Regions from separate parts of the Homo sapiens genome. Here region 2 is linked to region 1. Evidence: read pairs that join two places in POLR2A ChIA-PET (ENCODE). Cell type or tissue: PC-9. All regions are shown on one strand. Links, peaks and the distances in the headings refer to the core of each region. The heading gives the core; the rest is flanking DNA. Region 1 overlaps EZH2 (enhancer of zeste 2 polycomb repressive complex 2 subunit). Region 2 has its middle 29 kb from the start of PDIA4.

Region 1 (12,519 bases), core at 960-8,959:
CCCCAAGTGCTTATGAGTTCCATCTAAAGCACGGCTACATCTCAGTCCCATCCCAAAGCACTTCTCCTTCAACTGACTCGGACTCACACCTTCCAGTCAGCCTCCACTTTACAGAAGAGAATTGACTGGGGATTCATCAGTAGACGTCCTCCATTCAAATTGGTTTAACATACAGAAGGCAATTATATTAGAATAACCCAAGCTCTAATCCAGTTACTATTCTAAAACAAATGAAAACAAAGCAGATATTGTTAAGCTAATAATGAGAGGAATGGAAAGATGCTAACCCTTTTTCAGCTGTATCTTTCTGCAGTGTGCAGCCCACAACCTGCAAAAACACAAAGAAAATTAAACCAAATTTCTGCGGGAAGCTACAAATCCAACAGAGAGCTGCTTAACTGGATCTATCTGTGCCATGAATACAGGAATGCGTTAAAGCCAAGAGTCATGCCCTGCCCAGTTTATATTTGCCATCAGTTTGAAGCAACTCAAACAGCTTGATGGCTCAGGCTGCCCCAGGTGTGGCAAGACGTCATTTCCTGTGTTCATCCATGACTCCTGGTCAGAACTCCTGAGCTCCCAATGCTGCACAAAGCAGCAGGTGTGTCTGCCTGTTGATTTATTCTGATGTGGATGACACTGATCACTTCCTCTTATTTCAGGCATCATAAACCAAGCAAGTGAACTACGTGGTCAGAAATAATTCAACCAAAATTTCAGAAGCATCTCCTAAAGCCTAAAAAATAAAAATAAAAACTTGACTTTAAAAAAATTCTAAATTGGGTTGGCCCTACACTTATTTTTGTTAAAGTAAGAAAATGTAACATGAGCCTGTACACAATTTAAGAAGCATAATCTAACTGCACCCTTACCTACCCAATTAGGTTTCTCATTTTTAAAAATGTGAGGTAGAGGTATGGGGAGATTAGAGCAGATAGTCCACTCATCAATTTTTCTGGTTCTACATTTACAAATCAAATCAGCCTGAAAACATTCGCTAAGGTGAAAATAACATTCACACAAGCTTAAAGTAGGGTACCCATTAGGAGTATCGGAATGCAATGCCACACAACTTAGAAATTCAAGCTCCTGGAATAAAAGATACTTCTAAAAACTGGCCCAGAGCTCACATCAGAAACACAGAACATTTCATGATGTTAAAGTAATTGTTTACGTAACCTTTACTGCAAAAGCTACTAAATATGTTTTTCTTAACCCAAATGCAGTCTGGTAACCGTAATTTTTATGACTCTTAACATACCAAATATACTGAAGGCTGCTGTATTCTTATAGAAAAATACTAGCAATTCCCAGTGGAAATAAGATTCCATAGTTCTGTTTTTGATGGCAGTTTAAGGTTTTTTAAAAATAGACTAAGTAGAAACCAACAACAGCCCTTAGGAAGGGCCTTGCCTGCAGTGTCTATCTATGTTGACTTCTCTAAGGAGCTTCATGACAGACTCACCGGTGTTTCCTCTTCTTTTTCCTTGGAGGAGTATCCACATCCTCAGCGGGAGCTGGAGCTATGATGCTAGATTCTTTGACTCTAAACTCATACACCTGACAAGAGGCACAGTCACAGAGCCATGAGGACAGTCTTATTTAGGCAAACCATTCTTATACTCATGCATACCAGAAAAATGTCTTTGTCTCTTCTGTGACACTGCTAGATGCTGGGGATATAACACACATCGCTGTCCCTACCCTCACATTAGGGGTAGCTGTAATTATATTCTGGTCAAGAACTGTGATGCTAAATTTCAATTCTTACTAGCTTTTAAAAGCTACTGCTATCTAACCTTAAAAGTCTACATTGGGGAAATTCTGTAACATACCTGGAGAATAATTTTCATTCAATTCCCTCTTGGGAAGAAAAAAAAATTATTTTTAGGAGATGAATAGGAGCTTAGTAATAACCAAGAATTTTCTTTGTTTGGACAACGAGTACAGTTTTATCTCTATGTTTGAAGCTCTTTTAACAACATTTTTATCGGATATCTTACCTGTCTACATGTTTTGGTCCCAATTAACCTAGCAATGGCACAGAAATTGTCATAGTAAGTGCCAATGAGGACTCTAAACATTGAGGCTTCAGCACCACTCCACTCCACATTCTCAGGAGGTTCAATATTTGGCTTCATCTTTATTGGTGTTTGACACCGAGAATTTGCTTCTACAAAACCAAATGTAAGCACTGGTCAAGAAATGATTGGAAATAATATTAAGAAGTACAATTCAGGGTGTGCTTAAGAAAAAAGCGAAAAGATGAGGACAACTCAAATCCAATCGGCAAAACACTAACCCATCGTAGTTCACATTTTCCAACAAAACTACTCACAGAACGTCAAGAATATTAAACCAAATGATCCAAATTTCATTATTCCCTACCTGAGAAAGATCGAAAAAAGAAAATGGCACAAAGAATGAGAATAAAGTGCATCATCAGCTTTCAAACAACCAAGCAGGGCAAACACCACAAGCTAGGGTACGGGTGCAGGCAGGAAACAGAAACAACACAGCTACACATTCTTGAGATAACTCTGGTCTTTATACTGAAACTAACCAACTAAGAAAATTATTCAATGCATTATACATCCTTAATCCTCACAACACGAACTTTCACAGAACAGTAAAACCCAGTTATTAGACGTGTCTTACCAGAGGAGCTCGAAGTTTCATCTTTCTTCTCTTCTTCTTCTTTATCATTGTTCTCTCCCCCCGTTTCAGTCCCTGCTTCCCTATCACTGTCTGTATCCTTTGATTCCAGCACATTAATGGTGGGGGTGCTGGGCCTGCTACTGTTATTGGGAAGCCGTCCTCTTCTGCGGCCTCCTGGACGTTTTGGTGGGGTCTTTATCCGCTCAGCGGTGAGAGCAGCAGCAAACTCCTTTGCTCCCTCCTACGAAATGAAAAATGTCAACATCAGGGCAAAGTTCTAAAACTCATTTTGATGGAAGAGAAAAAAAAATACTATATAAGCCAGGTTAGTCAAAAAATGTATCACATTATCCATTTATCACAAATAATCATTTGCATGTCTAATATACTTGTTTTGATATGCTTTTGATAGTCTGAAAATTTCAGAAAGAGAAATATGGGTTCTATATATTCCTAGAATGGTACAAAAATCAGGCAAGACAGTTCTATATTGTGAATTTGTAAAATATATTAGCTAGTTATAATTAAGTTAAAATATAAGAAGATAAAGTATGAAATATACTTCATGTAATAAAGGTAATTATCTCTATGGACATACAGTCTATTTAAAAGTGAATCTTTACAAAAGAATCATATACCTAATGTGCACGGAGTCAGACTACCTATGCAGAGTTTAAGATAATGCATACCTCTTCGTGTTAATATTTCAACTATACAAGAACACAAAACACAAACATGCTTGACTTTGTCACTTCCTGTCTTACTATTAAAACATCCAACATTTTTTTTTTTCCTGTGAAGGATACACAGCCACAGGAAGACATGAAAGGAACTTCAGGAATAAGACTGTGAGGGTTACATCTTGCATTATGAAGTACAATAATCCAGTCTCAAAGTATAAAACAATGGTAAGAGCATGGTTTATAGAGACCACAGAAACATTTTAGATGAGCCAAACAAAATTCTGCCTTGTAAAGAATATTATAAAACAAGTGCTCAAGAATTCCATTTTTTTAGTGGAAATAGAAGGGAGAAGTTTGACAGCAGCCAACAGTTTTATACTTCATTCTACAAAAACCAAATTGCTTAAAAATAGGATACCTTCTGCAGGTGCCATTCAATGAATCTTCTGTCCAAAATCCAACAGGCAATATATACCCATTTAGTTCCTAGGTAGGAGTGGCTTGGTTCAAAGAGGGGAAATGGTAAAAATAAGAGAGTACCCGTAAAAACAACTTTTCTACCTCATATTTTCCTAACCCCTTACCTGTTCTCCATCATTTAAAAAAAAAAAATCTGTGGAACCTATCACATAGCTGAAATGACAGTGCATCTAAAACTCAAGTAGAGGGATATGGCTATGAGAGGGGCTTGGGATCTACTGCGTATGATTACTGCATGCCTGCTTTCTAAGCGGACTATCTGTGCCTTGCAACTCTCATAGACTTTGTGGAAGGCATAAAAGTCCTTGATCCTAAAGACCTTGAAATGTTGCTGAAGAGATAACACAGATTTTAAAAAGAATAATACCACATTAATGAAGGACTAAAATGTGCAGTACATGAGCTATGGAAGAAACAGCATGGGTGAGAAAGCTCTGTCTATCATATGGCCCATAACAGCATGGGTGCAGACAACATTAACGCTGACTTGATCACCTCCACCAAAGTGCAAAGTCCTCTCAAGTACCCTCTGCAATAATTAGGCACTAAGTCTTACCAAATGCTGGTAACACTGTGGTCCACAAGGTTTGTTGTCTAGAGCTGTTTCTGTGTTCTTCCGCTTATAAGTGTTGGGTGTTGCATGAAAAGCTGCAAAATAAATGAAACAAAGAATCTAATATAACTATAAAATACTTACTTTTTCACTCTTCCAGTTCCACTGGAAAAGTCAATTAATGGATTATAATCTTGCTAATATGTGGTTTACGTTACTTCATACAACTTTCCTTCAGGCTCTTACTGAATGATCACAACGTATTCTCCATTCCTCCTCCTCCAACCATTAAGCAGGAAGGAAAAACAGTAAATTCTGGAATGAGTCGTGATTTCTCATTTTTCTCCTTGCAAGTAAAACTGATGCGCATAACTATGGTTATAAACATTTACTTAAATTGAATCTTACTATCTCTGTCTAAGCAGTTGATAGACCCTCTACAATTAAATCAGATTTCCTATTTTTAATTCTGACATACAATTTCTTGATTTCTAAAGAAAGGTCAGCAATCAGCTTGTCACCAGTTGTAAAAACTCATTTTTAATGATAAAGAGGACAGCCCCAGATTACTAACATTCAATTCCTGTGAATCATACCCAATCCAAGAACCTGGTGAGAGCTTATAGTGTCTTGCCACAGAAAATTACAATGTCAAAAAAACGGATTTTAGAAAGATACACTGTTTGAAACCTAAAATTCCAAAATAATGTAACAGAAAGATTCAAATGCGGGTACACTGCTACATGAAAAGAGTGTGAACATTGACAGCAGTGCTAACTTCACAGAATTTCTTGCAAAAACTTACTTCCTCATATACAAAAGGGAAATGCTGGAAATGGACTATTCAGAATTATACAAGATGAAAATTAATTTGGAGAAAAACAAGTGACATTTCCACAAAACAAATCATCTTTTAAATATTTGTAAAAAGCCATATTTAAAGACTGAGAAAAGGAAGGAAAAAAAAAAAAAAGGACAAAGTTGTGTTTTTAAAGAAGAAAAATTCAAGGCTCAGATTCTGTTGGAAGCGTGTGAGCAATTAGGCTCCAGACAGCCTAACACCAATACTAATCTGGTGCTGGATTACGTTTGTTAAGGAACCCTAATACAACTGTTTTTCTGTTTATGAGTTAAACTAACATTGTAGCTGGTTCTCTGAAGAAAAAAATACATAATTTAAAATACAAAAACCACTTCTTAACAAAAAAGTGACAATGAAATATATAGAGAACAAGAATATTAACAAAAATAAAACGAACATTAGAGAACACATAAACTTCATACAAATAAATCTCAAAACCTGGATGTAAAGAATAATTTTCTAAAACTCATCCAGAAGAGACAGAACATTTATCTCTATCTACCAGCACTACTAATTTTTAAACTGTACTGAAACTACAAGCTAAAGTAGGTAGAAAAGACAGTTACAGCTCTTTTAGAATTTGTCTAGCAGGCTTTCTGGTTTTTATCAGAAAGCCTCCCCACTCCCCTCCCCCGCCCAACCAAAAAATAAATAAATAAAGTAGGTAGAAAAGAGAAAGAAGCTTCAGTTATAAAGACTGGATAGAAGGTAAAACCATTAATAACTACAGACAGTATAATTACACAGCTGGAAAACTCCTAAGAATGTACTGAGAAACTGATAAAACATGAAGACAATGCAGTAAGGTAGCAGGGTACAAAACAGAAGACAAAATGTGGAAAAAGCCCAACAGCAGCAGCAAGTTTAATACCTAGAAATACTCAACAAAAAATGTACAAGAGTCACATAAAGAAAACTTGGGAGATAATTAAAGGACACAAAAAGAGAGGTGATGGTATGGTTAGTTAGACTTAACCCTTATATTTTAAAAAGAAATTAGGTAATTTATAAATTTAATGGGATTCCAATAAACATACCACTAATTTTTTTTAAAAAGAACTAGACAAACAGATTTTGAAATGTATATAGGCTGGGTGCAGTGGCTCACGCCTGTAATTCCAGCACTTTGGGAGCCCAAAGTAGGAGCATCACTTGAGGCCAGGAGTTTAAGACCAGCCTGGGCAACATAGTGAGACCCTATCTCAAAAAAAGAAAAAGAAAACTAACCAGCAATGGTGGTGCATGCTTGTAGTCCCAGCTACGCAGGAAGCTGAGATAGGAGAAGAGCTTGAGCTCAGGAAGTCAAGGTTGCAGTGAGCCATGATTGTGCCACTGCACCACTCTGGCCTGGGTGACAGAGCAAGACCCTGTGTATGTATGTATGTGTGTATGTATATATATCTCTCTCTCTAAATAAATAAATTTATATAGAAAAACAAGAATTGCCAGGAGATCTCTGAATACCGCCTCATGAATAGACTAAAGGAACACAATGTTGAGAAACCCAAATACATATGGCAACAGGCAATGAAGGAAATATCTCAAGGTAGTGAAAGATGAACTTTTCAGTAAATGAAACAACTAGGCAACTTTGGAAGTGAGGAGGAGGATCAGATTTATAATCCACATCATATTAAATTCCAAATGGATCAAAGATTTATGTTTTTAAAAATGAAGCCTAAAACATACTAGAAAAAGTGAGAAACGCTTTATAATCTTGGAATGGGAAAGCTAACTGATAAATTCAACTACTTTTTAAAAAATGTTTAAACTGACCAGGTGCAGTGGCTCACACCTGTAATCTCAGCACTTTCAGAGGCTGAGGCGGGCAGATCACTTGAGGTCAGGAGTTTGAGACCGGCCTGGCCAACATGGCAAAACCACATCTCTACTAAAAATAGAAAAATTAGCTGGATGTGGTAGCACATGCCTGTAGTCCCAGCTACTCCAGAGGCTGAGGCACAAGAATCCCTTGAACCCAGGAGGCAAAGGCTGCAATGAGCCAAGATCACACCATTGCACTCCAGCCTGAGCGACAGAGCAAGACTGTCTCAAAAAAAAAAAAAAGTTTAAACTTTGCTTATGGGACTTTTACCAAATAAACTTGAAAAAAATTGCAACTCATATTTCAAAAAACCTAATTTCCTGATTATATAAAAAGCTCCTAAGACATCAAAAAGATCTATGAGACCAAGAATAAAAATAGGCCAGGCGCAGTGGCTCACACCAGTAATCCTAGCACTGTGAGAGGCTGAGGTGGGTGGATTACCTAAGGTCAGGAGTTTGAGACCAGCCTGGCCAACATGGTGAAACCCTGTTTCTACTAAAAATAAAAATATGAGCCAGGTGAGGTGGTGCGCGCCTGTAATCCCAGCTACTCAGAAGGCTGAGGCAGGAGAATCACTTGAATCCAGGAGGCAGAGGTCGCCGTGAGCCAAGACTGCACCACTGCACTCCAGCCTGGGCGACAGAGCGAGACCCGTCTCACAAAATCAAAAAAACAAAGAATAAAAATAGTTCACTCTTCAACATATAGGAAGATCCTACCCTCATTCAAAGGAATTAAATCCAGATATTAAAACAATGCTTATCACCTGTGGGAAGCAGAGATTAAAAAACAAAGAAAAACAAGAATTTAAAAATAATGCTAAAAGCCATTTTTCACTTATAAAATCAATTTTAAAAATTAGTTTGGTAACACCTTCTATGGGCAGGGCTCTCTGACTTTGCTGGTAGGGCTTTAAAGTGCTGCATCCCCATATGGCAGGTCATTTGGCAATACCTAAATAGAGTTTATCAGGTAAACTTAAACTTGCATGAAATGGGTACAGATATTTGCTGTGGCATCGTTACAGCATAAGGCTCAAAATAATCCAAATGGTCACCATTAGAGACCAGTCCAGTAAGTTCTGGAACCTCCTACAGCACAGGCTATGCAGCTATACAGATAAAGCTAATAGCTACAATATTAAATCCTATCCTTATTCCAAAAAAAGGGAAAAGCCTGAATGCTATGCCACCATGTAAATAAGACGGTCAGAAAAAAGGGTATCTTTATACTTGTCAAAGAAACTGTAAAAAAAATACGAGAACCAATAAAAGTGGTTAACTACTAATAAAAGTGGAAGAGTGAGGTAAAATTTCGAAGGATGGGGAACAGAAAGTCATTGGGAGACTTTATTGTACACATTTTCATACTTTTTTTTTTTTTTTAAGAGATGGGGTCTCACTCTGTCACCCAGCTGGAGTACAGTGGCATGATCATAGCTCACTGCAGCCTCAAACTTTTGGGCTCAAGCAGTCCTCCCACCTCTGCCTCCCAAAGCACTGGCATTAAAAGGATGAGCCACCGCGCCCAGCACATCTTCATATTAATACTTTTTGGAAACGTAAACCATGTGAATGATGACCTATTTTAAAAACAACAATAGCTAACAAGAGCCAGGTACCATTTTAAGTATCTTCCCCACATTAATTCATCTAATCCTCACAACAGCTCTGTAAAGGAAGTACTACCGTATCCCCAAGATAAGAGACCAGAAAACTAAAGCACAAAATGCTATATTCAACATAAAATCGACCAGGCGTGGTAGCTCACACCTGTAGTCCCAACACTTTGGGAGGCCAGGGCAGGTGGATCACTTGAGGTCAGGAGTTCAAGACCAGCCTGGCCAACATGGTGAAACCCCATCTCTACTAAAAATACAAAAATTAGCTGGACGTGGTGGCGGGCGCCTGTAATCCCAGCTACTCAGGAGGCTGAGACAGGAGAATCCTTTGAATCCAGCAGGCGGAGGTTGCAGCGAGCTGAAATCACACCACTGCACTTCAGACTGAGCAACAGAACGAGACTTCGTCTCAAAAAAAAAAAAAAACAACAACAACAACAAAAAAGAAACAGTCATGTGCTGCATACCATCTGAGTCAATGATGGACCGCATATACAACAGTGGTACCATAAGATAATATTGTATTTTTACTGTATATTTTCTATGTTTATTATGATTTAAACATACAAATACTTGCCAATGTGTCACAACTGCCTCCAGTATCCAGTACAGTGGCATGCTGCAGGGATATGTGGCCTAGGTGTGTCATGCGCTGTACCATCTAGGTTTGTGTAAGTACACTCTGTGTTTACATAATGCCAAAATCACCTAACAACACATTTCTCAGAATGCATCTCCGTCCATAAGTAATGCATGATTATATATATTTAATGATTTATTTAGTAACTTATTTTACCTAAGAAAAATATACCATGTGTGGTATTTTGTCGAAGTTAACGTAAAACAATGAAGTTCCTACAGAACTCAATAGGACTGAATGATGAAGACACTGGCTCTACTGTAAAAAGAAGTAAAAGTGGGCCTAGCACAGTTGGACCCATGGCCACCAAATGCTACAAGGAGGCAGCCAATTAGCCCCATGAAAGCCAACTTTATTAAAGTAAAATATTCCACTGTTCTCCCCAGCTAGAATGAGGTAAGTAACAGGTTCAAGATTCAAGTTAACAAAAAAAAAAATTACTCATCTCTGAATGGCACAATAAAAAACTTGTAATGTTTAAAAGTAGTGTCCTACTTCTATGGTTCATTTTTACAGCAAAAAAACTTTATTAAATGCTACATCTATAAACAACAAATTGGAAGGACCTTTCAGCGACTCCAAAATAGTGCTTCCACTCAATTCTTTTGCTATAGTGATATCTACATACAATGTCCAATAGTCTTAATAAAAACTCGATGTAATTCATAAATTCATGGTGTGTAAAGGGAAATTAAAATGAAATTCAAGACAACTATTTCAAGGGCTTAACTGTCCAATGGCTGAAGCAACAAATGGATGACTTACTACGAATTTTTAAAACTACCAAATCAATTTAAACTAGATGAGGAGTTAGAACAAGAGCAAGGAGGTAACAATATAATGATAATTCTAAAAATCTACTTCAAGTTTTTCTATTTTAAGATAACTAAACCACTAATATGTCACACACAAAAACAAAACTTAACATTTCCAGACCAATGTATTACATCACTCAACACATTATTAGCTGCAGCAAAAACAAGTAGAGCAAACACTTAGGAGGAGGTGAGGTACAGCTGCTTGGGCAAGCTTAAAAAGACGTTATCATTGGTGAACGAGGAGGAATAAATCTGTCAATGGTAGGCACAGGAACTCAAAACAACAAAGCAATGTGGGGCCGTTGAGTACAGGGGAAAACGATTTTACAATGGGTCAAAGCCCCTAAAGAAATTACCATGCCATAGACAGACGTACTAAAATACAATATAGGAAAAACCAAACTATAATAAGCAAACTACTCTAGGAAAATTAGGAAGTATTAAATACATTTTCAAAATATGTGCCTCAAAAGTAGTTGACGCTTTTAAACTGTGCTTAGAAGTTTCAATTACCAGGAAAATTTACTAAGAAACCACATTCCCTAGAAATGCCAGAGGAAAAAAGTATTTTTGTATATACCATACTTACATTTTCACTAAGAACATTTTACGTTTTACTTGTATTCAAATGCAGGTATTTTTAAAAAACAACTTACCCAGAGGGCAAAAAAATAAAATAAAATAAAATAAAATTACATTAAATCGACAAGCACTTACCTGAACATTTTTTTGGCCAATTTCTTATTTAACACAATTTATTCATCAATATCAGCAATGTTGCTCTGGGCTACCAGTTCATAATAATAGTTTTATTGTAAAACAACTGCTTAGTTAGCACTTACGGGGGAAAAAAAAAAAAATCACTGACCTGAATTCCATGTTAGTGGAAAATAGTAGTCCAAATGAAATACATGCAAAAGATTTCAGAGCAATCCTCAAGCAACAAAGTAAAAATAATAATACTGAGATCTAAAGATATTTGTCAAAGTAACTACAAGATTAAATGATAAATTCTAGTTGTAATAAATGATAGCACTCTCCAAGCTGCTTTAAAACATAATTCCACAACAAAGATAGAAAATGAAAACGTACAATAATTGCACTTACGATGTAGGAAGCAGTCATATTTAAAACATCGCCTACAGAAAAGCGTATGAAAGGAGTGTAAGCTTTGCTCTCTCTGAACAGATTTAGCATTTGGTCCATCTATGTTGGGGGTACATTCAGGAGGAAGTGCGCCTGGGAGCTGCTGTTCGGTGAGTTCTTTATATCTGACATTAACCAAGAAAAATTTAAGTAAACATGAAACAAAAATCACTTTTTTGAAAACAGTTTCTAAAAGGTTTCCATGTGTTACTTTTGATGTTTATCTTGCCTAAAACATAAAGGAATGGCTCTATTTAGATAAAGAGCCAACTAAATATTGTGCATGGTGTTATCAAGAATCAAATTCATCGATATGATTCAAATATATCATGGAAAAGGATATTATATTAGTTTTAACTAAACATCAAATTTCTACCAGTATCCAGATAATTTTCCTGTAAATGTACTACTGTAAATTTTATGTATATGTGTGTGTTTATGTGTATATATAAATTATACATATGTATTTATTCTATCTACAGGAAATATTTTGTAATGCAGAGTACCACAAGTACACATGTTGCTTCAAGTATCTTGCAAACACTGTAAACAAAGTGTAGTGGCTCATCCGCTACATTGATTCCATTTGTAATAAACCAAAATGGTGAGTTACATACCATACAGGGCAAGATTGCCTCAAAGGAACAAATTCTTACTTTTCCTTTAGTTCTTCTGCTGTGCCCTTATCTGGAAACATTGAGGAAATGGCTTCAAAAATTTTATCAGAAGGAAATTTCCGAGGTGGGCGGCTTTCTTTATCTAAACAGGAGAATATGAAAGGAAAAAAAGAATGGAAGTAAACAAGTTTTTGATCTTTCATTTTCTCTACCCAATTATGTCTCTATAACAAAGCTGATTTTCTAAGAAATCATCTCTATTTTGTGTTTTACTTACTTCTCACATACTTTACATGTCTGTGGAATGCCAGTCAGTCAAAAACAAAATTCAAATTCAAATATGAAAAGCTTTAAGAGCACTGGGAAGCAGAAAACCTAGGTTCTACTCCCAGCTCTGCTACTAACTGATTTTGTGACTTAGAGTGATCACTTTACCTCTTGGGTCTGTTTACTCATCTGTAAAATGAAGGAGCTGAACTAGATGATCAATAAGGTCAATAAGGTACCTTTTTGTTATTTTCTCTTTTTTGAAATACGCTTCTTAGAAATTGCTATTTCACCCGCCAAATTATTCTATTCTATGCTGCCTTAGCATGAGCTTTGCCAAGTAGAG
Region 2 (12,519 bases), core at 2,323-10,322, 240 kb after region 1:
GCAACAATCCTCTACTCTAGGGGTGTCCAATCTTTTGGCTTCCCTGGCCCACATTGAAAGAATTGTCTTGGGCCACACATAAAATACACTAACATTAACGATAGCTGATGTGATGGTTAATACCGAGTGTCAACTTGATTGGATTGAAAGATACAAAGTATTGATCTTGGATGTGTCTGTGAGGGTGTTGCCAAACGACATTAACATTTGAGTCAGTAGGCTGGGGAAGGCAGACCCACCCTCAATCTGGGTGGGCACAATCTAATTAGCTGCCAGCATGGCTAGAATATAAGCAGGCAGAAAATGGGAAGAGACTGGCCTAGCCTCCCAGCCTACATCTTTCTCCAATGCTGGGTGCTTCCTGCCCTTGAAACTCGGACTCCAAGTTCTTCAGTATTGGAACTCTTTCTTTGCTCCTCAGCCTGCAGATGGCCTATTGCAGGATCTTGTGATCGTGTGAGTTAATACTTAATAAACTCATATATATATAAACATACATATATATATTCCATTAGTTCTGTCCCTCTAGAGAACCCTGACTAATACAGATTTTAGTACCAGGAGTGATTCTAGAGGAACAGAATATTAAGGATGGAGTTCTTTTGTTGGTTTTGGGGTTTCTGGAGTCAGCTGCTTAATATGATTAGAAATGCTAAGGACTATACTTCTAATAGTTTGGAGAACACTGATAGTCCTTTAGCATGAACTGTTTAGAGAGTTGTGCAAAATAAATGCATTTGACACTCCTGATTCATTGCTTGTGAGAGGCAAGGAGTTTAGTGACTCTGTACCTAATACCTTTCACCATATGTGGAGAACCAAGGAACAAAATGAAGCTGGTTGGTTGCTTCTAAATTCAATGGACAGAGCGATGAAATAAAATAATGAACTCAGGGATTCTATTTCCCAGCTTCAGAAGCAGATACTGAGCCTCAAATCTGCTAAGATTGTCCTGAGAGTCTCATCTCCTGTAGAGAAAGAGCTGAAATTGTGGAAAAACTGACACAAGCTCTTATCATGTGAGTGGCTGACCTGCAGTGACAGGTGCATGCACAGCCTCACCAGGTGTCTACTGTTTTTTTGTTTGTTTGTTTGTTTGTTGAGATGGAGTCTCACACTGTTGCCCAGGCTGGAGTGCAGTGGCCCGATGTGGGCTCACTGCAAGCTCCGCCTCCAGGGTTCACACCGTTCTCCTGCCTGAGCCTCCCATGTAGCTGGGACTACAGGCACCCGCCAGCTACAGGCGCCAGCCACCACGCCTGGCTAATTTTTTTTTTGTTTTGTTTTGTATTTTTAGTAGAAACGGGGTTTCACCATGTTAGCCAGGATGGTCACGATCTCCTGACCTCGTGATCCGCCCACTTTGGCCTCCCAAAGTGCTGGGATTACAGGCATGAGCCACCGCGCCCAGCCAGGTGTCTACTATTAAAGTGAGGGCATTGATCGGAAAAGAATGGGACCCTGCAACTTGGAATGGGGACGTGTGGGAGGACCCTGATGAAGCTGGGGGCACTGAGTTTGTAAACTCTGATGAACCTTTTTTGCCAGAAGGAACAGCTTCCCCATCTCCAGTAGTGGCAACATCCCTCCCCGACTATGCTGCCATCAGCCTTTCCACCTTTGTCTGAGGAGATACAGCTTGTGCTGCCTGAGACAACAGTGATGGCCTCCCCTGAGGCAGTTGCCAGGCAAGATACTGTTGATTCTCCTCAAAAACCACCCCAACACCCGTGTTTGCTTCTAGACCTATAACTAAAGTCCTGGTGGGCCCCTAGAGGTGAGGCTGAGAGTGTGACCCATTAGGACATGTGCTACACTTGAAAAGAACTGCTTGAGTTTTCTAATTTATATAAACAGAAATCTGGAGAACAGGCATGGGAATGGATATTAAGGGTGTGGGATAATGGTGGAAGGAACAGGTCGGGCACAGTGGCTCATGCCTGTAATCCCAGCACTTTGGGAGGCCAGGGTGGGCGGATCACCTGAGGTCAGGAGTTCAAGACCACCCTGGTCAACATGGTGAAACCCTGTCTCTACGAAAAAAAATGCAAAACTTAGCTGGGCTGGTGGCGGGCTCCTGTAATCCCAGCTACTTGAGAGGCTGAGACAGGGAGAATTGCTTGAACCCGGGAGGCAGAGGTTGCAGTGAGTCCAAGATCATGCCACTGCACTCCAGCCTGGGCAACAGAGTGAGACTTTGTCTCAAATAAATAAATAAATAAATAAATAAATAAATAAATAGATGGAAGAAACACAGGGTTGGATCAGGCTGAATTTATTGATTTGGGCCTACTAATTAGGGACTCTGCATTTAATGTTGCAGCTCAGGGAGTTAAAAAAAAGGTTCTAATAGTTTATTTGCTTAGTCAGCTGAAATATGGATTAGAAGATGGCCCACTGTGAGCGAGCTGTAAATGCCTGATCTCCCTTGGTTTAATGTAGAGCAAGGGATCTGAAAGCTTAGGGAGATTGGGATGGTGGAGTGCATTAGTCACTTTAGACCTACTCATCCCAGCTGGAAAGGTCCAGAAGATATACCCTTGACCAGTGCTTTGCAAAATAGATTTGTGAGGGCAGCACCTGCATCTTTGAAGAGCCCTGTAATTGCTCTTCTCTGTATGTCCGATCCAATAGTGGGAATCTCAGTCACTCAACTACAAAATTTAAATACAGAAGTTGTATCTAGGCTGCCTTTGGGATTCAGCACCATGGCGGAAGAAGACATCGAGACCGAAATCAAGAACTACAAGACTGCCCCTTTTGACAGCTGCTTCCCAACCAGAACCAGACCAGGAACTGCTAGCAGAACTACCTGGACTTCCACTGCTGTCAGAAGGCAGTGACCACTAAAGGAGGTGATATCTCTGTGTGCGAATGGTACCAGCATGTGTACAAGTCCCTCTGCCCCACATACTGGGTCACAGCCTGGGACAAGCACTGGGCTGAAGGCACGTTTCCCGGGAAGATCTGAACTGGCTGCACCTCCCTCTCCTCTGTCCTCTGTCCTTCTCCCAGGGTGGTGAAGGGGGACCTAGTACCCGGTGATCCCCACCCCGGCATCCAAAATCATGACTTCACTGCTAATAAAAACTCATGGGAAAAAAAAAATTTAAGTACAGTGGGAATAACTGGATCCCAAGTTGGCAGACACCAAGTGGCAGCACTCAATTGTCAAAGGCAAGGTGGGCATAGCTACCCTAACAGACAGCAGAGGCAAAGTGGCAATCAGAATAGTCTGACTCGTGTAGAACTCTGGCATTAGCTAATTAATCAGTGTTCCTAGAAGTGAAATTGATAGGCAGCCTACTGCATTCCTATTTAATTTATATAAGCAGAAAAATAACAGTTAAGGTCCAATGCAAACAGAAAGGGTCAGGAAAATGGGTTGGGCATGGTGGCTCACATCTGTAATCCCAGCACTTTGGGAGGCTGAAGCAGGAGGATCACCTGAGGTCAGAAGTTCAAGACCAGCCTGGCCAACATGGTAAAACCTCATTTCTACTAAAAATACAAAAATTAGAGCCAGGTGTGGTGGTGGGCACCTGCAAACCCAGCTACTCAGGAGGCGGAGGCAGGAGAATCACTTGAACCTGGGAGGCAGAGGTTGCAGTGTGCCAAGATTGCGCCATTGCACTCTAGCCTGAGCGAGAGTGAGAATCTGTCTTAAAAAAAAAAAAAGGAAAGAAAAAAAGAAATCTGGGGAAGAGGTATGTGGATGGAGCCTCTCTGAGTGGTCAAAAACTGTGAAGATATTTGTATTCCATGTGAGTGCTCCGCTAAGTGACCTCAGCAGAGGAGGATTTTAATAATCAAGTGGATAGGATGACCCGTTCTGTGGACACCACTCAGCCTCTTTCCCCAGCCACCCATCATCGCCCAATGAGCCCATGAACAAAGTGGCCATGGTGGCAGGGATGGAGGTTACGTGTGGGCTCAGCAAGATGGACTTCCACTCACCAAGGTGGACCTGGCTCTGGCCACCGCTGAGTGCCCAATTTGCCAGCAGTGGAGAGCAACACTGAGCCCTCGATATGGCACCATTCAATCAGCCAGCTCCCTGGTGGCAGGAAGATTATATTGGACCTCTTCCATCATGAAAACAGTAGAGGTTTGTCCTCACTGGAATAAACATTTACTCTGGATATGGGTTTGCCTATCCTGCAGGCAATGCTTCTGCCAAGACTACCATCTGTGGACTCACGGAATGCATGGTATTCCACACAGCATTGCCTCTGACCAAGGCACTCACTTTAGGGCTAAAGAAGTGTAACAGTGGGCGGCCGGGCGCGGTGGCTCATGCCTGTAATCCCAGCACTTTGGGAGGCCGAGGTGGGTGGATTACGAGGTCAGGAGATCCAGACCATCCTAGCCAACAGGGTGAAACCCCGTCTCTACTAAAAATACAAAAAATTAGCCGGGCGTGGTGGCGGGCGCCTGTAGTCCTAGCTACTCGGGAGGCTGAGGCAGAATGGCGTGAACCCGGGAGGCAGAGCTTGCAGTGAGCCAAGATCGTGCCACTGCACTCCAGCCTAGGTGACAGAGCGAGACTCCATCTCAAAAAAAAAAAAAAAAAAGAAAGAAAGAAAGAAGAAGTGTAACAGTGGGCTCATGTTCATGGAATTCACTGGTCTTAACCATGTTGCCCATCATCCTGAAGCAGCTGGATTGATAGAATGGTGGAATGGCCTTCACTGTAATTGAAGTCACAATTACAACTCCAACTAGGTGACAATACTCTGCAGGGCTGGGGTAAAGTTCTCCACAAGACCATGTATGCTCTGAATCAGCGTCCAATATATGGTACCGTTTCTCCCATAGCCAGAATTCACGGATCCAGGAATCAAGGGGTTGAAGTGGAAGTGGCACCACTCACCATCACCCCTAGTAATCCACTAGCAAAATTTTTGCTTCCTGTTCCTGTGACATTATGTTCTGCTGGCCTAGAGGTCTTAGTTCCAGAGGGAGGAATGCTGCCACCAGGAGACACGATTCCATTAAACTGGAAGTTAAGATTGCCACCTGGACACTTTGGGCTCCTCCTACCTTTAAATCAACAGGCTAAGAAGGGAGTTACAGTGTGGGCTGGGGTGACTGACCCGCACTATCAAGATGAAATCAGTCTACTACTCCACAGCGGAGGTAAGGAAGAGTATGCATGGAATAGAGGAGATCCATTAGGGTGTCTCTTTTTTTTTCTTCTTGAGACGGAGTCTCGCCCCGTCACCCAGGCTGGAGCACAGTGATGCTATCTCGGCTCACTGCAAGCTCCGCCTCCCGGGTTCACGCCATTCTCCTGCCTCAGCCTCCCACATAGCTGGGACTACAGGCATCCGCCACCACGCCTGGCTAATTTTCTTGTATTTTTAGTAGAGACGGGGTTTCACCATGTTAGCCAGGATGGCCTCGATCTCCTGACCTCGTGATCCACCTGCCTCGGCCTAGGGTGTCATTACAGGCGTGAGCCACCACGCCCAGCCTGGGGTGTCTCTTAGTATTACCATGTGATACTACCATGCCCTGTGATTAAGGTCTACCGGAAACTACAACAGCACAATCCAGGAAGGACTACAAGTGACCCAGACCCTTCAGGAATGAAGGTTTGGGTCACTCCACCAGGAAAATACCACAACCTGCTGAGGTGCTTGCTGAAGATAAAGGGAACACAGAACGGGTAGTGAAGAAGGTAGTCATTAATACCAGCTATGACCGCATGACCAGCTGCAAAAAGGAGGACTGTAATTTTCATGAGTATTTCCTCCTTTTGTTAAAAACGTGTTTGTGCATTTATACACTTCTACTTAAGAAAATATCTTCATGTTAGGCCAGGCGTGGTGGCTCACGACTGTAATCCCAACACTTTGGGAGGCCGAGGCAGGTGGATCACCTGAGGTCAGGAGTTCAAGACCAGCCTGGCCAACATGGCGAAACCCCATCTCTACAAAAAAATAAAAAAATTAGCTGGGCGTGGTGGTGCACGCCTGTAATCCCAGCTACTCAGGAGGCTGGGAGGATTGCTCGAACCCAGGCGGCAGAGATTGCAGTGAGCTGAGATCGTGTTATTGCACTCCAGCCTGGGCGACAAGAGCAAAACTCCGTCTCAAAAAAAAAAAAACAACAACAAAAAACATGTTATTTCCTTTCTTCTGTATCACATGACATTTAGATTTATTGACTTCACATCAGCATTTAAGTATTGTTAACTTTATGTCATAGTATTTGGGTTGGGGATTGGTGCGTTTCCGGTTGTACGAAGGATAGTTATATTATGTTAGGCATAATTATGACCCTATTATTATCTTTATTTGAAGATTATATATGATCTCAGGAGATGTGTATTGATTCAAGTTGACAAGGGGTGGATTTGTGATGGTTAAAACTGAGTGTCGGCCGGGCGCAGTGGCTCATGCCTGTAATCCCAGCACTTTGGGAGGCTGAGGCGGGTGGATCACAAGGTCAGGAGATCGAGACCATCCTGGCTAACATGGTGAAACTATGTCTCTACTAAAAATACAAAAAATTAGCCAGGCGTGGTGGCGGGCGACTGTAGTCCCAGCTACTTGGGAGGCTGAGGCAGGAGAATGGTGTGAACCCGGGAGGCAGAGCTTGCAGTGAGCCGAGATCGCGCCACTGCACTCCAGCCTGGGCGACAGAGCGAGACTCCATCTCAAAAAAAAAAAAAAAAAACTGAGTGTCAAGTTGATTGGACTGAAGGATACAAAGTATTGATCCTGGGTGTGTCTGTGAGGGTGTTGCCAAAGGAGTTTACTTTTTGAGTCAGTGGGCTGGGAAAGGCAGACCACTCTCAATCTGGGTGGGCACCATCTAATCAGCTGCCAGCGAATAATAAGCAGTCAGAAAAATGTGAAAAGGAGAGACGGTCCTAGCCTCTCAGCCTACATCTTTCTTCCATCCTGGATGCTTCCTGCCCTCGAACATCGGACTCCACGTTCTTCAGTTTTGGAACTCTGACTCACTCTCCCTGCCCCTCAGCCTGCAGATGGCCTACTGTGAGACCTTGTGATGGTGTGAGTAACATTTAATAAACTCCCCCATATATATTTTATATATAATATATATTATATACTTATTATATATTATAATTTATATATTATATTTATATAACACATATTATATATTATATTAACTTATATATATTATATATTCTATATATATTCCATTAGTTCCATCCCTCTAGAGATCCCTGACTAATATAGCTGATGAGCTAAAAAAAAAATCACAAAAAGACTAATAATTTTTTTTGTTTTTTGTTTTGTTTTGTTTTGTTTTTCGAGACGGAGTCTTGCACTGTCGCCCAGGATCAAGTGCAGTGGCCCTATCTGGGCTCACTGCAAGCTCCGCCTCCTGGGTTCACACCATTCTCCTGCCTCAGCCTCCCGAGTAGCTGGGACTACAGGCGCCTGCCACCACGCCCGGCTAATTTTTTTTGTATTTTTAGTAGAGACGGGGTTTCACCATGTTAGCCAGGATGGTCCCGATCTCCTGACCTCGTGATCCACCCGCCTCAGCCTCCCAAAGTGCTGGGATTACAGGCGTGAGCCACCGTGCCCGGCCGACTAATAATGTTTTAAGAAAGTTTATGAATTTGTGTTGGGCCACATTCAAAGCAGCCTGCAGGCTGAGGGTTGGACAAGCTTGCATTTGATACCAGTTCCATGTCTTCTGAGCTGTAGACAGAGATCAGCAAACTACAGCTTGTGGGGCAAATCCAGTGCCTGCCTCTTTTATTTTCACATTCCATGAGTTAAGGATGGTTTTTATATTTCTCCTTTTTTAAGAGACAAGGGTCTTGCTCTGTCACCCAGGCTGGAGGGCAGTGGCACAATCACAGCTCCCTGCAGCCCAACTTCTTGGGCTGAAGCAATCCTGCTTCAGCCTCCCAGAGCACTGGGATTACCGTTGTGAGCCACCATGACTGGCCGTACACTTTTTAGCTGTAGAAAACAAAAAAAATCAAAAGAAGGGCCGGGCACAGTGGCGCACGCCAGTAATCCCAGCATTTTGGGAGGCTGAGGCAGGTGAGTCACTTGAGGTCAGGAGTTCGAGACCAGCCTGGCCAACATGGTGAAACCCTGTCTCTACTAAAAAAAAAAATACAGCTGGGCCGGTGGCTCACACCTATAATCCCAGCACTTTGGGAGTCTGAGGTAGGCAGATCACCTGAGGTCAGGAGTTCGAGACCAGCGTAGCCAACATGGCAAAACCCCGTCTCTACTAAAAATACAAAAAAAAAAAAAAAAAAAAAAATTACCTGGCGTGGTGATGGGCTCCTGTAATCCCAGCTGCTTGGGAGGCTGAGGCAAGAAAATTGCTTGAGCCCAGAAGGCGGAGGTTGCAGTGAGTCAAGATTGCACCGCTGCACTCCAGCCTGGGAGACACAGTGGGACTCTGTCTCAAAACAAAAAAAAACAAAGCTGGGCATGGTGGCTCACGCCTGTAATCCCAGCACTTTGGGAGGCCGAGGTGGGCAGATCTTGAGGTCAGGAGATCGAGACCATCCTGGCTAACACGGTGAAACCCCGTCTCTACTAAAAATACAAAAAAATTAGCCGGGCGTGGTGGCAGGTGCCTGTAGTCCCAGCTACTTGGGAGGCTGAGGCAGGAGAATGGTGTGAACCCGGGAGGTGGAGCTTGCAGTGAGCCGAGATAGCGCCACTGCACTCCAGCCTGGGGGACAGAGCAAGACTCTGTCTCAAAAAAAAAAAAAAAAAAAAAAAGGCCGTTGTAATCCCACCTACGTGGGAGGCTGAAGCACGAGACTTGCTTGAACCCAGAGCAAGACTCCATCTCAAAAAAAAAAAAAAAAAAATTAGCCATCGTAATCCCAGCTACTTGGGAGGCCGAGGCATGAGAATTGCTTGAACCCGGGAGGTGGAGGTTGCAGTGAGCCAAGATCCAGTCACTGCACTCCAGCCTCAAAAAAAGCAAGACTCCATCTCAAAAAAAAAAAAAAAAAAAATCAAAAGAAGGATGTTTCATGGCATGTAAAAATGATATGTAATGCAAGTTTCAGAACTCATGAATAAATTTCTATTGGCACACAGCCACTCTCACTTGTTTATGTATCTTTTATGCTGCTTTCATGTTGTAACAGGAGAGTTAGAGTTGAGAAGTTGCAGCAGAAATAGCTTCTTATCTAGCCATTTTGCTTCCAGTTTCTCCAGATTCATTCAACCTACATCATGTGATCAGTTAACTTTCCAATATACAGATCATTCCCTTCTCATTTCTAAAGCCCCTGTGGCAGCCTAATGCCTTTAGGATGCAGGCCAAATCCAATGCAGCATTCAAGGCCGTCCATGAGCTGGCCTCACACAGGTTATTTCCTGCCATTTTCCCCCAAAGAATCCTATGATCTAGCCACAAAAGATGACAGGGCAGTCTTGAACGCACTCCATTTTCACCACCCTTTGTCTTTTCTCAAACCCTCTTGAAATGCCCTCTCCCATCTCCTTAACCCAGGAAAATATTTTTTTCTTTCTCTTTTTAAATCATTTAAGGCCTAGAGCAACCGACTTTTCCTTAGTGAAACCTACACAGGAAGAATTAATTGCTCCGTCCTTTGTATAAGAAATTCACAATACTTCCCAAAGTGAATTCCACAGAATTCCAGTCCTAAAGGGTGTGGCTACCAAATATTTGTAAAAAGTGTTCTCAGCCAGGTGCGGTGGCTCATGCCTGTGATCCCAGCACTTTGGGAAGCCGAGGTAGGCAGATCACCTGAGGTCAGGAGTTCGAGAACAGCCTGACCAACATGGTGAAACCCCATCTCTACTAAAAATACAAAAATTAGGCCGGGAGCGGTGGCTCACGCCTGTAATCCCAGTACTTTGGAGGCCAAGCGGGGCACATTGTCTGAGCTCAGGAGTTCGCGACCAGCCTGGGCATCTGGTGAAACCCCATCTCTAGTAAAAATACAAAAACTTAGCCAGGCGTGGCGGTGTGCTAATTTTCCCAGCTACTTGGGAGGCTGAAGCAGGAGAATTGCTTGAACCTGGGAGGCGGAGGTTGCAGTGAGCCTAGATCACGCCACTGCACTCCGGCCTGGGCAACAGAGCAAGACTCCATCTTAAAAAACTAAAAAAAAATAAAAAATACAGGCCAGGCGCAATAGCTCACGCCTGTAATCAATGCTCATCTTTCCAGAATTGGGAGGCTGAGCCGGGCAGATCACCTGAGGTCAGGGGTTCGAAAACAGCCTGACCAACATGGAGAAACCCCGTCTCTACTAAAAAAATACAAAATTAGCGGGGTGTGGTGGCACATGCCTGTAATCCCAGCTACTTGGGAGGCTGAGGCAGGAGAATCGCTTGAACCCGGGAGACAGAGGTTGCGGTGAGCCAAGCCCCCTTGCGCCATTGCACTCCAGCCTGGGCAACAAGAGCGAAATTCCGTCTCCAAAAAAAAAAAAATTAGCCGGGCATGGTAGCAGGCGCCTGTAATCCCAGCTACTCCGGAGGCTGAGGCACAAGAATCACTTGAATCTGGGAGGCCAGAGCTGCAGTGAGCCAAGACCGCCCCATTGTACTCCAGCCTGGGCAACAAGAGCGAAACTCTGTTAAAAAAAAAACAAAAAAAGTTGGGGGGGGGGCGGTTCTCAGATGAAATAAACTTGGGAAATGACAGATTAAACAAAGTTTAACAGGTTTATTTGTTGCAGGGCCTCTCTGAGCCTTTAAAAATGCTGACAGCGTGGCCAGGCACGGTGGCTCAGGCCTATAATCCCAGCACTTCGGGAGGCCGAGGTGGGATGATTATCGGAGGTCAGGAGTTCGAGACCATCTTGGCCAATATGGTGAAATCCCATCTCTACTAAAAATACAAAATTAGCTGGGCCTTGTGCGCGCGCCTGTAATCCCAGCTACTCGAGAGGCTGAGGCAGGAGAATCGCTTGAACCCAGGAGGCGGAAGTTTCAGTGAGCCGAGATTGTGCCATTGCACTCCAGCCTGGGCAACAAGAGTGAAACTCTGTCTCAAAAAAAAAGAAAAAAGAAAAAATGCTGAGGGCAATTGTAAATCTGCCTTATCTGGAGAACACCTTTGGGAACATGAAGTGAAATTGGGGCCATTGGCAACTATCATTCTCAGCATATGAAAGAAACCTATGCAGTTGGAGAAAATAAGGTCAACACAGAGGGAAGCAAAACTAAGAAGAAAGAGCACAAAAGTGCCCTGAACCACGGCGTGAGCCCCTGCACCCAGCCAGCTGTGAAGACAATCCGACCACTGGGCTTCCTATTACATGAACCTATAAGCTACTTTTTATTTTTCCTTTAGGTACTTTGAGCTGAGTTTCTGTCATCTGCAAGCAAAAGTGCCCTCACGCAATACATATGCCTTTTTTTTTTTTTTTTTTTTTTGAGATGGAGTCTCACTCTGTCACCCAGGCTGCAGTGCAGGGGCATGATCTCAGCTCCCTGCAACCTCCACCTCCCGGATTCAAGCAATTAATTCTCCTGCCTTAGCCTCCCCAGTAGCTGGGATTACAGGCGCCCACAACCATGCGTGGCTAATTTTTGTATTTTTAGTAGAGACCGGGTTTCACTATGTTGGCCAGGCTGGTCTCAAACTCCTGACCTCAGGAGATCTGCCCGCCTTGGCCTCCCAAAGTCCTGGGATCACAAGTGTGAGCCACTGCACCCGGCCCATATGTCTCTCTCAGTGGGCTATTTGCCCCATGAAGGTAGGGACTATATTTTATTTATCTTTCTACTTACCCCAGAATCTGATACATGGGAAGTATGCAATAAGTGTTTATTGATTTCTCCTGAATTAAATAAAGGAATGAAAATTCTGGAAAGATGAGCATTGATTTAACTGGCACATACACTTCTGGCTGTTTTGTGGGTTGCGTTCTAAGACAATAAAGCCAAAATGCAGAGACCCTAAGAAATTGGTGGCAATAAAGCATTTGATTAAGGTATTATAAGGCAAATAGGATACTTGGAAGACATGAACTAGGCATAATTATCAAGGAAATAATTTTTCTCAGGATATCCTACTGATAAGTAGGTTGCTGTCTCCAGAGGCCAACCAAGCAGCCAACAGAAAGAACAGGTAACCTGCAGAGACTTGCTTAGTCTCTGATTTCATGAATTACTCTCAAATTTTCAACAAAAACCCATCTTGCCTAGAGAGATCAGAGCTTCACAGATACTCCTCATCCCCTGCTTGTAAAGTTCCTTCTGATATCCATCCAGATTCTCCTACTCCTGTATTGAAAAACAGATGGCCATGTCGTCAAAGGTCATTGCCACTTGGAACCCCAAACACATTTCCTTTTGTCTCAGGGTGGCTTCACACCTGTCCTCATCAGTAATGTTTAAAAGCCCTTCTACCTTTGTTATATTGGGGAAGGAGTTAGGACACAAATCTTGAGAAGGCAGAATATTCATCATGTGAATTGACTTAGGCTTTAGTGACATAATTCCAGGAATAGACTTGTGATGATTTTGCTGTTCCTCTTTTCAAAAGTTAACCAGTGCTGCAAACAAAGCAGAT

The links. Peaks named below come from ENCODE experiments on the same cell type or tissue, not always from the same donor. Only the 100,000 strongest peaks of a DNase experiment are listed, where the experiment ranks them.
Region 2: POLR2A ChIA-PET joins it to region 1 with 12 read pairs; 2 of 35 experiments call an interaction of 5 or more read pairs at or near these places.

What each region holds. Positions count from the first base shown.
Region 1 is chr7:148,815,219-148,827,737 of GRCh38, forward strand. It overlaps EZH2 (enhancer of zeste 2 polycomb repressive complex 2 subunit), which reads right to left. Exons shown (of 20, transcript NM_004456.5): 7 at 11,946-12,048; 8 at 11,236-11,414; 9 at 4,378-4,469; 10 at 2,659-2,899; 11 at 2,004-2,173; 12 at 1,466-1,560; 13 at 288-328. It also overlaps the pseudogene RNU7-20P. Among named protein-coding and RNA genes, the nearest start is that of EZH2, 63 kb to the right of the region's middle. In PC-9, for the core only: no CTCF peak of the experiment used is centred there; no DNase peak of the experiment used is centred there; H3K27ac peaks cover 585 bases.
Region 2 is chr7:149,051,206-149,063,724 of GRCh38, forward strand. It overlaps the pseudogene COX6B1P1. Among named protein-coding and RNA genes, the nearest start is that of PDIA4, 29 kb to the left of the region's middle. RefSeq lists a silencer at 1-19. In PC-9, for the core only: no CTCF peak of the experiment used is centred there; a DNase peak (open chromatin) is centred at 5,596; H3K27ac peaks cover 1,591 bases.